Regions from separate parts of the Homo sapiens genome. Here region 1 is linked to region 2. Evidence: chromatin loops called from intact Hi-C (ENCODE). Cell type or tissue: GM12878. All regions are shown on one strand. Each heading gives the region's core, and the rest is flanking DNA. Links, peaks and the distances in the headings are about the cores only. Region 1 has its middle 110 kb from the start of LINC03140. Region 2 overlaps LINC02615 (long intergenic non-protein coding RNA 2615).

Region 1 (5,383 bases), core at 294-5,293, 220 kb before region 2:
GGAAGGGAGGTGGTGACTCAAGCAATGGAAGGGTAAGGGGTGACTCAAGCAATGGAAGGGTAAGGGGAAGAACCACACTGTGAAAAACGGTTGTTTTGTGATGCAGATAAAGTCTCTAGGATAGCAACCTTCAGAAGAATAGGTAAAAAGTCCATCTCGGTTTGGAGACTTTTAGTTTCTTTTCCTGCTGGTTAATCTCTGGTTAATGTGGATTTCAGGGAGAGGGATCCACACAATTATGTTCCTTCTGGAAGAACTTCCCTCCCTGCATTTCAGGAGATACAGAGATGGAGAGACAGGGAGATGAGGGAAGATCAAAGAGACCTTGGTTCTGAAGCTGATTTTTTCTTTTTTTTTTTTTGAGACGGAGTCTTGCTCTGTCGCCCAGGCTGGAGTGCAGTAGTGCGGTCTCGGCTCACTGAAACCTCCACCTCCTGGGTTCACGCCATTCTCCTGCCTCAGCCTCCTGAGTAGCTGAACTACAGGCACCTGCCACCACGCCTGGCTAATTTTTTTTTGTATTTTTAGTAGAGACGGGGTTTCACCATGTTAGCCAGGATGGTCTTGATCTCCTGACCTTGTGATCCGCCCGCCTGGGCCTCCCAAAGTGCTGGGATTACAGGCGTGAGCCACCGCGCCTGGCGTGAAGCTGATTCTTTGGTTCAAAGTACTCAGCATATCAAAGCACCATACTTTGGGGTATCATTTTCTGAGCCCCAACACTGATGTCTTTGCAAACATTTTCAAAATCTATCATTCTTGAGAGTACAACCCATGTAAAGTCCATCCACCTTGTGGCTCCATCTTAGCAAAAAAACACTAGTCCAGTCTCCAAAAGTTGCTGAACATTAGTTAACACCTTTCTGTAGAATTTTTTTTTTTTTTTTTTGAGACGGAGTTTTGCTCTTGTTGCCCAGGCTGGAGTGCAATGGCATGATCTTAGCTCACCACAACCTCCACCTCCCGGGTTCAAGTGATTCTCCTGCCTCAGCCTCCAGAGTAGCTGGGATTACAGGCATGTGTCACCATGGGCAGCTAATTTTGTATTTTTAGTAGAGATGGGGTTTCTCCATGTTGGTCAGGCTGGTCTCGAACTCCCGACCTCAGGTGATCCGCCTGCCTCAGCCTTCCAAAGTGTTGGGATTACAGGTGTGAGCCACAGCACCTGACCCTTTTTGTAGATTTTTAAGGAAAATGACTCAGGAGTTGGGGTAATATTAATAACACTCAGTAAATGTTTTAAAATTTTCTTTCCATAACTCTCCATTTCCTATATATGTTCCAGCTGCTCCCTAAATCTTTCATTTCCTCTTTCTCCAAACTCCCCCAATTTTTCCTCAAATCCAGGGCATACTAACTTTGGTAACATCCTCCTGTCTTTTGTCATATTCCAGAGCCATTCACTTCTGTGTGGCTGTAACCTCTGGCTTTCCCAATCAAGCAGCTATGGTGCTCTCCTTGCCCAAATCCATGAATCTGCACTCAAGTCTGGGAAGTAACTTTGGCCACAAAAGGAATTCCATCTTATAGATAGAAGAGGAGAGGTGATGTGAGCTCCTATATATTAACATCTCTATCTGTTCAAGAGCTTCTCCAACTACTTTTTTCTGTTAAGTAAACCTGTCTGTGAGTAAAATAAACAAGGAGTTGATTCAAATTCTGCTGTGTGAGGAGAGAATCTTCCAGTTTTTGAGGACAAGAGAAACTAAATTTTATGGTGATTTACCCGTAGCAATTGAAGATCACCAAGAGAGAAGACTTTTATTTTTCTGTTTTTGGTGTGTTTTAACTTGTTTTCATTTATACTGTTTTGAAGATGGATTGGGAGGAGGAGAGTGAAGAATGAAAAGCTCTATGTTAGAGGAATCTATATGTGCAGTTTCCTTATTAACTGTATGTGTCATCCTCAGAGATGCTGCATGACCTGGTGAAAGAACACGGGCTTTGGAGATAGATACTCATATATTTGTACTTATGCTTGAATCCCATCTCGGTTACTTTCTACCTGAGTATAATTTATAGCATGACAGTTATTATCAGGAGCACAAAGGAAGCACTGTTTTCTGTAAATGAAGATAAGAACTGTTTTGCAATATTATTGTGAGAACTAATGAAATAATTTTGTAAAATGCTTAAGATAGTACCTGTCATATATTTAATATTTATTTATTATATTAAATTTATTATTAAATAATAATAATATTTAATCATGGCAGTCTGCAATCATGACAAATTCTGATAATAATAGCATTTAGGATGGGCATGGTGGTTTATGCCTGTAATCCCAACACCTTGGGAGGCCAAGGAGGGAGGACTGCTTGAGGCTAGGAGTTCAAGACCAGCCTGGGCAACATAGCAGGGCCCTGTTCCTACAAACAAACAAACAAACGAATAATCAAAAAACGTAGCCGGATGTGCTGGCGTGTGCCTGTAGTCCTAGGCTGAGGCAGGAGGATCATTTGAGTCCAGGAGTTCGAGGCTGCAGTGAGCTACGATCACACCACTGTACTCCAGCCTGGGTGACAGAGTGAGACTCTGTCTCTAAAAGAGAAAGAAAAAGAGAAAGACTAATAGTTTTTGTTTGTTTGTTTGTTTGTTTGTTTTAACTGGAGTTGGAGGGCTTCTGCCAAAATTTTCTGTTTCTAACTTTTTTTGGTTTTTTGTTTGTTTTTATAAAATATATTTTATTTTTAAAATAGACAAAGTCTTGTTCTGTTGCCCATGCTGGCTTGAAATTCCTGGGTGGGCGTGATCCCCCTAACTTGGCCTCCCAGAGTACTGGGATTACAGGTGTGAGCAACTGCACGTGGCCTGTTTCTGACATTTTTAAAGTTAGTCTTAATACTGTTTTATGCTGGTTTTACTTTAAATATATATATATAGAATAAAAGCAATTACTTAACAAATGTCAGTGACATGCAAATATATAATTAATAAAACTTCTTATATCTCAGTGGTTGATGTCAATAACCAAATAACCAAGAATTTGAATAATCTCTTCTAGGTAACTGGAAGTGACCTTCACTTACCTGTAATTTACACATTCTCACCAGCTCCTCTCCTACTCCCTTCATCATGACCACCAAGGAGAGCTAGAGGACCTTAGAGAGGAGGCTCAGAATAGTACTGCTTTGATTTTGGCAACATGCATATTGTTTCTTCAGCTAACTCAGCATGCTTGAGATCATTTTAACAGCATAGTGTTCTCATGTGGTTTCAGTAGAAAAAGTCCCTATGTAAAAATAGCACCTTCTTCCTCAGCATGTCTGCTCCCTTTAATGAAAATAAGGCTTTAGCTTAGACTGAGCCAATGCAGCTATCAAGGCGTGAGCTAAAATCTCATCTGCTTCAAATGCTGTTAGCCAAATTCACTAACAATGGTGCTTACAGTCATTGCCAATAAGAAAGACAATGTAGTCAGAGTCATGAACAATACAGGATAATTCATACCCAATACACAATATTTAAACAGCAGTTTTCTAGAATGAATCCCCAGACAACATGGTCAATGAGAAAAGTCACAATTGCTTTACAAGAATATTTATGGTGGCCGGGCACGGTGGCTCACGCTTGTAATCCCAGCACTTTGGGAGGCTGAGGCGGGTGGATCACCTGAGGTCAGGAGTTGGTGACCAGCCTCGCCAACATGGTGAAACCCGGTCTCTACTAAAAATACAAAAAATTAGCCAGGCGTGGTGACAGACACCTGTAATCCCAGCTACTCGGGAGGCTGAGGCTGGAGAATCACTTGAACCTAGGAGGCGGAGCTTGCAGTGAGCCGAGATTGCGCTACTGCACTCCAGCGTGGGCAACAAGAGCAAAACTCCGTCTCAAAAAAAAAGAAAAGAAAAGAAAAGAAATATTTATAGTAATACAAACAAACCAAAAAGGAGGAAAAAAAAAAGAATCAGGAGCATTCACAAATTCTTATCCAACCCATTTAAGACAAAAAGAGTTTAACTAATATAATTTAAGCCATATGGAAACCTAGTAGTAGGTTGCTTCTTCTTAGAGTGGTGTTTCATTCATTCTTACTAGCCTGCATTCTATCACACCATGTTCCATTTTGGGATTGGGAAACTTCTATGTCCATTATTGATATGAAAATAAAACAGAGATAGGCCAGGCGCGGTGGCTCACGCCTGTAACCCCAGCACTTTGGGAGGCCCAGGCAGGCATATCACAAGGTCAGGAGATCGAGACCATCCTGGCTAACATGGTGAAACCCCGTCTCTACTAAAAATAAACAAAAAATTAGCTGGGCACGATAGCGGGCACCTGTAGTCCCAGCTACTCGGGAGGCTGAGGCAGGAGACTGGCATGAACCCAGGAGGCGGAGGTTGCAGTGAGACAAGATCGCGCCACTGCACTCCAGCCTGGGTGACAGAGCGAGACTCTGTCTCGAAAAAAAAAAGAAAACAGAAAAAAGGAATAGTTTTATTTTATATATATATACATACTACACATATATATATATATATATATATTTTTTTTTTTTTTTTTTGAGACGGAGTCTCGCTCTGTCACTCAGTCTGGAGTGCAACCACACGATCTTGGCTCACTGCAACCTCTGCCTCCCCGGTGCAAGCAATAATCCTGCCTCAGCCTCCTGAGTAGCTGGTATTGTGTCCGGAATTGGTGGGTTTTAGGTCTCACTGACTTCACGAATGAAGCCGCGGACCCTCACGGTGAGTGTTAACAGTTCTTAAAGGCCGCGTGTCCGGCGTTTGTTCCTTCTGATGTTCGGATGTGTTCGGAGTTTCTTCCTCCTGGTGGGTTTGTGGTCTCGCTAGCTTCAAGACTGAAGCTGCAGACCTTCGCAGTGAGCGTTACAGCTCTTAAGGGAGCGCGTCTAGAGTTGCTCGTTCCTCTTGGTGGGTTCGTGGTCTAGATGGCTTCAGGAGTGAAGCTGCAGACCTTCGCAGTGAGTGTTACAGCTCATAAAGGCAGTGTGGACCCAAACAGTGAGCAGCAACAAAATTTGTTATAAAGGGCGAAAGAACAAAGCTTCCACACTGTGGGAGGGAACCCGAGCTGGTTGCCACTGCTGGCTCACGCAGCCTGCTTTTATTCTCTTATCTGGCCCCACCCACATTCTGCTGATTGGTCCATTTTACAGAGAGCCGATTGGTCTGTTTTACAGAGAGCTGATTGGTCCATTTTGACAGGGTGCTGATTGATGTGTTTATAATCCCTGAGCTAGACACAAAAGTTCTCCAGGTCCCCACTAAATTAGCTAGATACAGACTGTCGATTGGTACATTCACAAACCCTGAGCTAGACACAGGGTGCTGATTGGTGTGTTTACAAACGTTGAGCTAGATACAGAGTGCCGATTGGTGTATTTACAATACCTTAGCTAGACATAAAGGTTCTCCAAGTC
Region 2 (5,383 bases), core at 166-5,165:
AAATCCCTATCTATATGTTGAAGGGGCTCAGTCACCTCTGAAAACTAACCATAGTTTGCCCTTGCTTCATCCTCACATCTGCAGTTAATACACTCTTGTCAGTGGCTTATGGCTGAGGCTGACTACAAGCGCTACAAGTGGAAGAGATGGAGGGGATGTTCAGGCTCTCAAGAAAAATAGCTGAAGAAGAAAAAGCTCCTCAAGTTCTTGGTGGCTCAACTGGAAGTAGCCAAAAGCAAATAAGCTGCCCGTGGGGCCTGCCTTGTTTTGCCACATGCCCTCAGCATAATAGTGAAAGGACTAGAGGAAGGCCAAGGCCACAGCCAAGAAACTGCAGCATCTGGCAGCTATCTGGCTTTCATACCCCGTGTGCCCCCCTTGCCCTGCTCCAGATGGCTTGGCTGCATCAACCAGGGATGCTGCCAATGCACTGGGCAACAGGTGAGGAGCTCATTGCTGAATATGTCATGGCGCCTAGAAGTAGCACCAAGAGGTAGCACTCGAGAATCTGTCTTTGGATTAAAATGCAAGCTTGAGACCTTATTAAGGAAGACTTGACTATAACAAGGAGACTGGTATCTAACTCAGCCACTCCCCTCCCTCAGCCTAGTCCAAACCAAGCTGCGCTATGCAAAATACATGGCATCATGGTTCAAATGAAGGATCTGTACCTCTTTCCCCAAGTTTCTGGAATCATTGAAGATTGAGTGTAAATTATCACTCTTATGTGTATTCTCCAAGCTTCATGACTGCTTTCTTGTAAAGAAGAAAAGAGGTTCCTTTCTCTCTTCCTAGAGTCTGAGCAACTCACCAGGGTAGTACCCTGACAGCAGGATATCCAGCATCGTTGAGCCTTCCTTTGTATGGGGAAAGGGACAATATGTCAAATTTGGTGTCTACCACATCCACGGTCCTCCTGAAGGGAACAACCATGCCCATAGCCCAGGCTGGGGGACAGCCCTGCACAGGTCTAAAAGTGACTCAAAGGTGGCCAAGCAGAGCCTAACTCATCCCCTGGGAGATGGCCTGGCCTCCAAAGCTCTGTCCAGACAGGAAGAATGCAATTAACTCAGCCAATGAGTCTCTCTTCCCTTCCTCCTTCCCTTCCCCCTCCACACTTCCCTCAAAATTAACCAGGAAATACAGGGAAAATAGTCTCTGAATTGTTAGTGGGACCAGAAGCTAAAAAGATGTACCCAGAGAGCAGGTGCCATGTAGGAAAGCTATGGGACAGAGGGTATGAGGGTGTCAAGGTCAAGACTAAGCTGAAGAAATGAGTTAAGGAAAAGGTACACAGAGTTGAAGGTGAGGCCAAGCAGCCGTAGTGGTGTACACAGAGGCCAAGTCCCTGTGCTGGATAGGATGGGGATAGGCCCACAGCTGAGCTGTGCTGGACCCTAGACTGTTGCTGAGCCCAGCTCCAGCCTCCTGTGGCATTTTGCACACTACTTACCCATGAGAGTCCTGTCTCTAACCCCCAACAGCTGCCAATAACCCCCAACAGCAAGGCTGCCTCAGTGTATTCCAGCTCTTGCCCTCACACTTCCTAGCATGACGAGGGCCAGTTTCCACAGATAGTTGGACAGTGGCCAGGCTAGACCAGCCCTGACACTCCTTCACCCATGTCACCAGATGCTTCTCATATCAGGCACATGACACCTAGCACGTAAGGTTATATTGCTCCTTATTGTTCAGGGTTTGATGCGATCTCAACAGCTATTTGTTGTGTAAAATATTTTTAGCATGAGATTTCTATGTGTATGGGGGACCTGGAGGAACAGTTAGGGAAGAAGAGAATTATCCTAGCAGCCGACTGTGTCACATTCTTGATGATGTGGTCAGTGCCCTGCCCACATACATGCTCAAAAAATAATTGTCAATAATGCCGTCTTCATCCCACCTTCCTGTGTTTATAAAAGACAAGTGCAGAGAATTGAAAATGAGGTCTCAGGGGATCCCAGGCAATTGAAACTCTTCCTTCCTCCCTCAGGGAGTGAATCAGAGAACACGTAAGTGCACTCATGTGGTCTTCATAGAGAGATACTGCACAGGGCAGTAGATTTCAGGGAGGAAAAGAAAAGAAAAACCTTTTCAAGTCCATTTAAAACAATCCATGCAGCTGTTTCCTGAACTCTTCCAGAAGAACTGAAATACAAAACGCTACCTCTTCCCTCCATCACCTCCCCCCCACCTCCGCCCTCCTAACTGGCTTTCAGGTGACGCAATGATGAGACCTCTGCGGTGAGCTCTCATCTGGAGGGATGCAGAAAGCCAACGGAGCATGGGGTGCTGCCACCTCTTGGATGTTCATAGCCAAAGCAAGTCTCTGTCCCAGAAAGGATGTATTTCGGTGATATTATGAAATGTTAACGGGCAATCTGTTCTGAAATAATTGCTCAGTGTGTTGGCCTCCTTTTCCATTTTAGAATTTCAAAGGCATTGCAGGCCGAAAGCAGTGCCAGCCTGTTAGTGGTACCTACACTGATTAAATCCAGCCCATCATAACCACAGCTACACAAAAGCTCTTTTTCCCAATTAATGAAATGCAATTAATGGTATCATTGAAAAACTCCTGCCACTTCAATTTAAAGCTATTTAGAGCTTCAATTTAGAACTGTGTGCATATTTTAGAACATGCTTTTTTTTTTTTTTTTTTTTTTTTTTTAGCTGACACGATTAACAGCACCTAATTTCTGGGATACGCCCAAGTTTCAGTAGGGGAAAAAAAGAATGTTTACCAGAAACATACACAATAATAATGGCCTCCTTTCCCTTCCTTTCCTAAACACACAAACACACACACACACACACACAGAGGCTCACACACGTGCAACCCAGTTCAGTTCCAGTTATTCAACTGTTACAATGTCTCCCTCCCTTGTGGAAAACCTGATAGGTCTATGTTGGAAATATCTAGGGTGCTCTGATGTAGGATACAAATTCCAAGGCCTTTATTGCATGATGGTCCTTTTGAAATATTTATATTGATCGGCCCAGTTCCTGAGAGGAAATAGGTTGTTTCTCTTATTCTCCCAGGTATAGGTCATTTGAGCAGTTGGGCTGTCATTTTTTTAATCTCCACATTTCCCTAAGGATAGTGAGAGGATGATTTAAACGGCAACATTAGCTGCTTTAGGCTAGATTTTCAAAGCTACACCAGGGGAGTTAAAAGCCCAAATCCTGTTATTGTTACAGGATTAATGCACAGAAATCCCAGAATACCACTTTGGAATTGTAGCCAAGGAATATTATTTTAATGTACTATGTGTTATTTTTAGACTCAGATATAGCCCAATTATCAGCTGGTGTATCAAAAATGAGACAAGACAGATAGCTGTCTTGTCTTTAATCCAAAATTCCAATGATGTTTTTGGTGTTTGTGTTTTCTCACCCCTTAGAAATCTGGATATTTGGAGGAAAAAGGTAAAAGATAGAAACTACAGCAGCTACCTCCTACCTGCTTGGTTGCTATAGAGGCTGCTTCTTAGAGTACTGGTTCTATAGAATATTTTAGCACGGTTTTCCCCTCCCCCACCCAGGGGAGGCAGGTGGTAGGAAAAGGAGGTATTGAATCAGGGGTCATCTTGACCATACTGCAAAAAGCTACAAATCAACCACAGCACACTCATGATTTCAAGGCAGCAAGTCAGGGCTCCTTTCTTCAGTTATTTTTATTTCTGCTTTTATACATCTTAGATTGTTGTTCAAAAATAACCAGCTGTAAAAGGTCTTCCAGTTGCTTCCAAGCTGCCCTGTGGACATCAACCAACATTTATTGATTCTCTACATCCCTGCTGTTGGGTTTTATTAAACTGGGCTTGTCTTTCCTTTGGCCCCTGAGTAATTGCATAGGTTGGAGATGGCCAAATCACTGTCTCTCAGCTAACCCTAGTCTGTGAGAACTCCTGCCTTTCTGTTAGTCAAGAACTACTATGCCAGTAGTTCCTCTCACTGACTTCCAAGATTCCAGAGTATCTTCCATTATCTCAAAAGTTATTGTATCATCCTAAAAAGGACAAGCATGTTTGCACAGATCTGTTTCTGTGTGGGGTAAGTTAGGAGGGGGTGTATTCCCACTTCAATAAACTCACAGTTTCACTATGTCATCAACGAGGGTTTCACTTGGAAGTCTCCCTATGTTTGGCCACCACGAACTCACAGATCGCAGAGCCCTCTCAGCAGACAGAAATGAACCCTTTTTGAACCACCAGCAACCAGGAGCTCTGACCTTGCTTTTCAGAGCAGTTGTGAGAAGGATTAAGTAACATTTTAAGAAGCACTTACCACAGAACTTGGCACCTTGTAGGCTTCCCTGAGTTAAGGAAGCAGCACAAACAATTTAAAAAATTCTTTTATATTTATGTGTATTTTTCAATTTGCAAAATTATTTTTGTACATGATCTCACCAGCAATACAATGATGAGCCTTGCTAATGCCTATGGCAGGTACTCAATGTGTGTTTAACGTGGAGCTGACTCAAGTTACATGTCAGCTTTTCCCATGTAGTTTGTACATAGAGTTTGGGCTACAAATAGGACTGGAATGAAATTCTCCATTTCAGTTTCTGGGGCATCGTCTATATCATAACCACTATTCATCTATATTTATTCATCTCTGAAACAGAAGTTATTGAATCCTAGACCCTCAAAAACCAGAAGAGTACTCCCAGTTATATATTTTAAAATTATAAAAATAGATTAACAACTCATGAGAATTATTATATTCTTATAATACATAAAATATAATTTTTATATTTAATAATATAAATACTAATTACTACTACCATCTACTATTGGTATAACACAATAAATTAGGCACTACTATATACATATATATATATACATATATAATGAACAGTTCTTCCTCTCAGTAAATACTCATTGAAGAACTACTAGGATGCTGTATACACCTATAGTTTACCAAGAATAAAACTTACTGGCACCTAGCACAGTAGCATACCTAATATTTTGTACTTTCACATCATAGTCGTGGAATAAATGCATACATGAATGAACACGATGAGTCACTAAAGATAAATGTGTCAGTAGGTGCAAGTACTAAAGTCTGAGAACTTGCCCCATCTGTGAAATGAGAGGACTAACGCTGCATTGGAGGATCATTATAAGGACAAGTGTGACAATATACATCGGATGGTGGCAGGCAGCTTCTAAAGTGGCTCCCAATGATTCCTGCCTTCTGGTTTTCATGCCCTGGGTAAGCCCCTGCCCGTAAATGTGAACTGGTGACGTGCTTCTACAAATAGAATATGGCAAAGGTGATGAGATGTCACTTCTGTGATTAGGTTACAAAAGACTGTGACTTCATTCGTGCTGGTGCTCTCTCTTGGGACTGAAGGAGACCTCCAACCAACAGCCTGTGAGAA

Evidence for each region. A loop is a pair of places that touch in the nucleus more often than their neighbours do. Peaks named below come from ENCODE experiments on the same cell type or tissue, not always from the same donor. Only the 100,000 strongest peaks of a DNase experiment are listed, where the experiment ranks them.
Region 1: a loop joins it to region 2, with 18 times the contacts of the local background. A loop is called at or near these places in 7 of 110 quality-filtered maps.

Annotation. Positions count from the first base shown.
Region 1 is chr4:128,673,096-128,678,478 of GRCh38, reverse strand. No RefSeq gene overlaps it. Among named protein-coding and RNA genes, the nearest start is that of LINC03140, 110 kb to the right of the region's middle. RefSeq lists enhancers at 2,998-3,087, 3,178-3,437. In GM12878, for the core only: a CTCF peak has its summit at 3,088; a DNase peak (open chromatin) is centred at 3,188; H3K27ac peaks cover 1,269 bases.
Region 2 is chr4:128,451,353-128,456,735 of GRCh38, reverse strand. The region is part of intron 1 of LINC02615 (long intergenic non-protein coding RNA 2615); the gene reads right to left. Among named protein-coding and RNA genes, the nearest start is that of LINC02615, 26 kb to the right of the region's middle. In GM12878, for the core only: a CTCF peak has its summit at 2,290 (motif pointing left); a DNase peak (open chromatin) is centred at 2,255.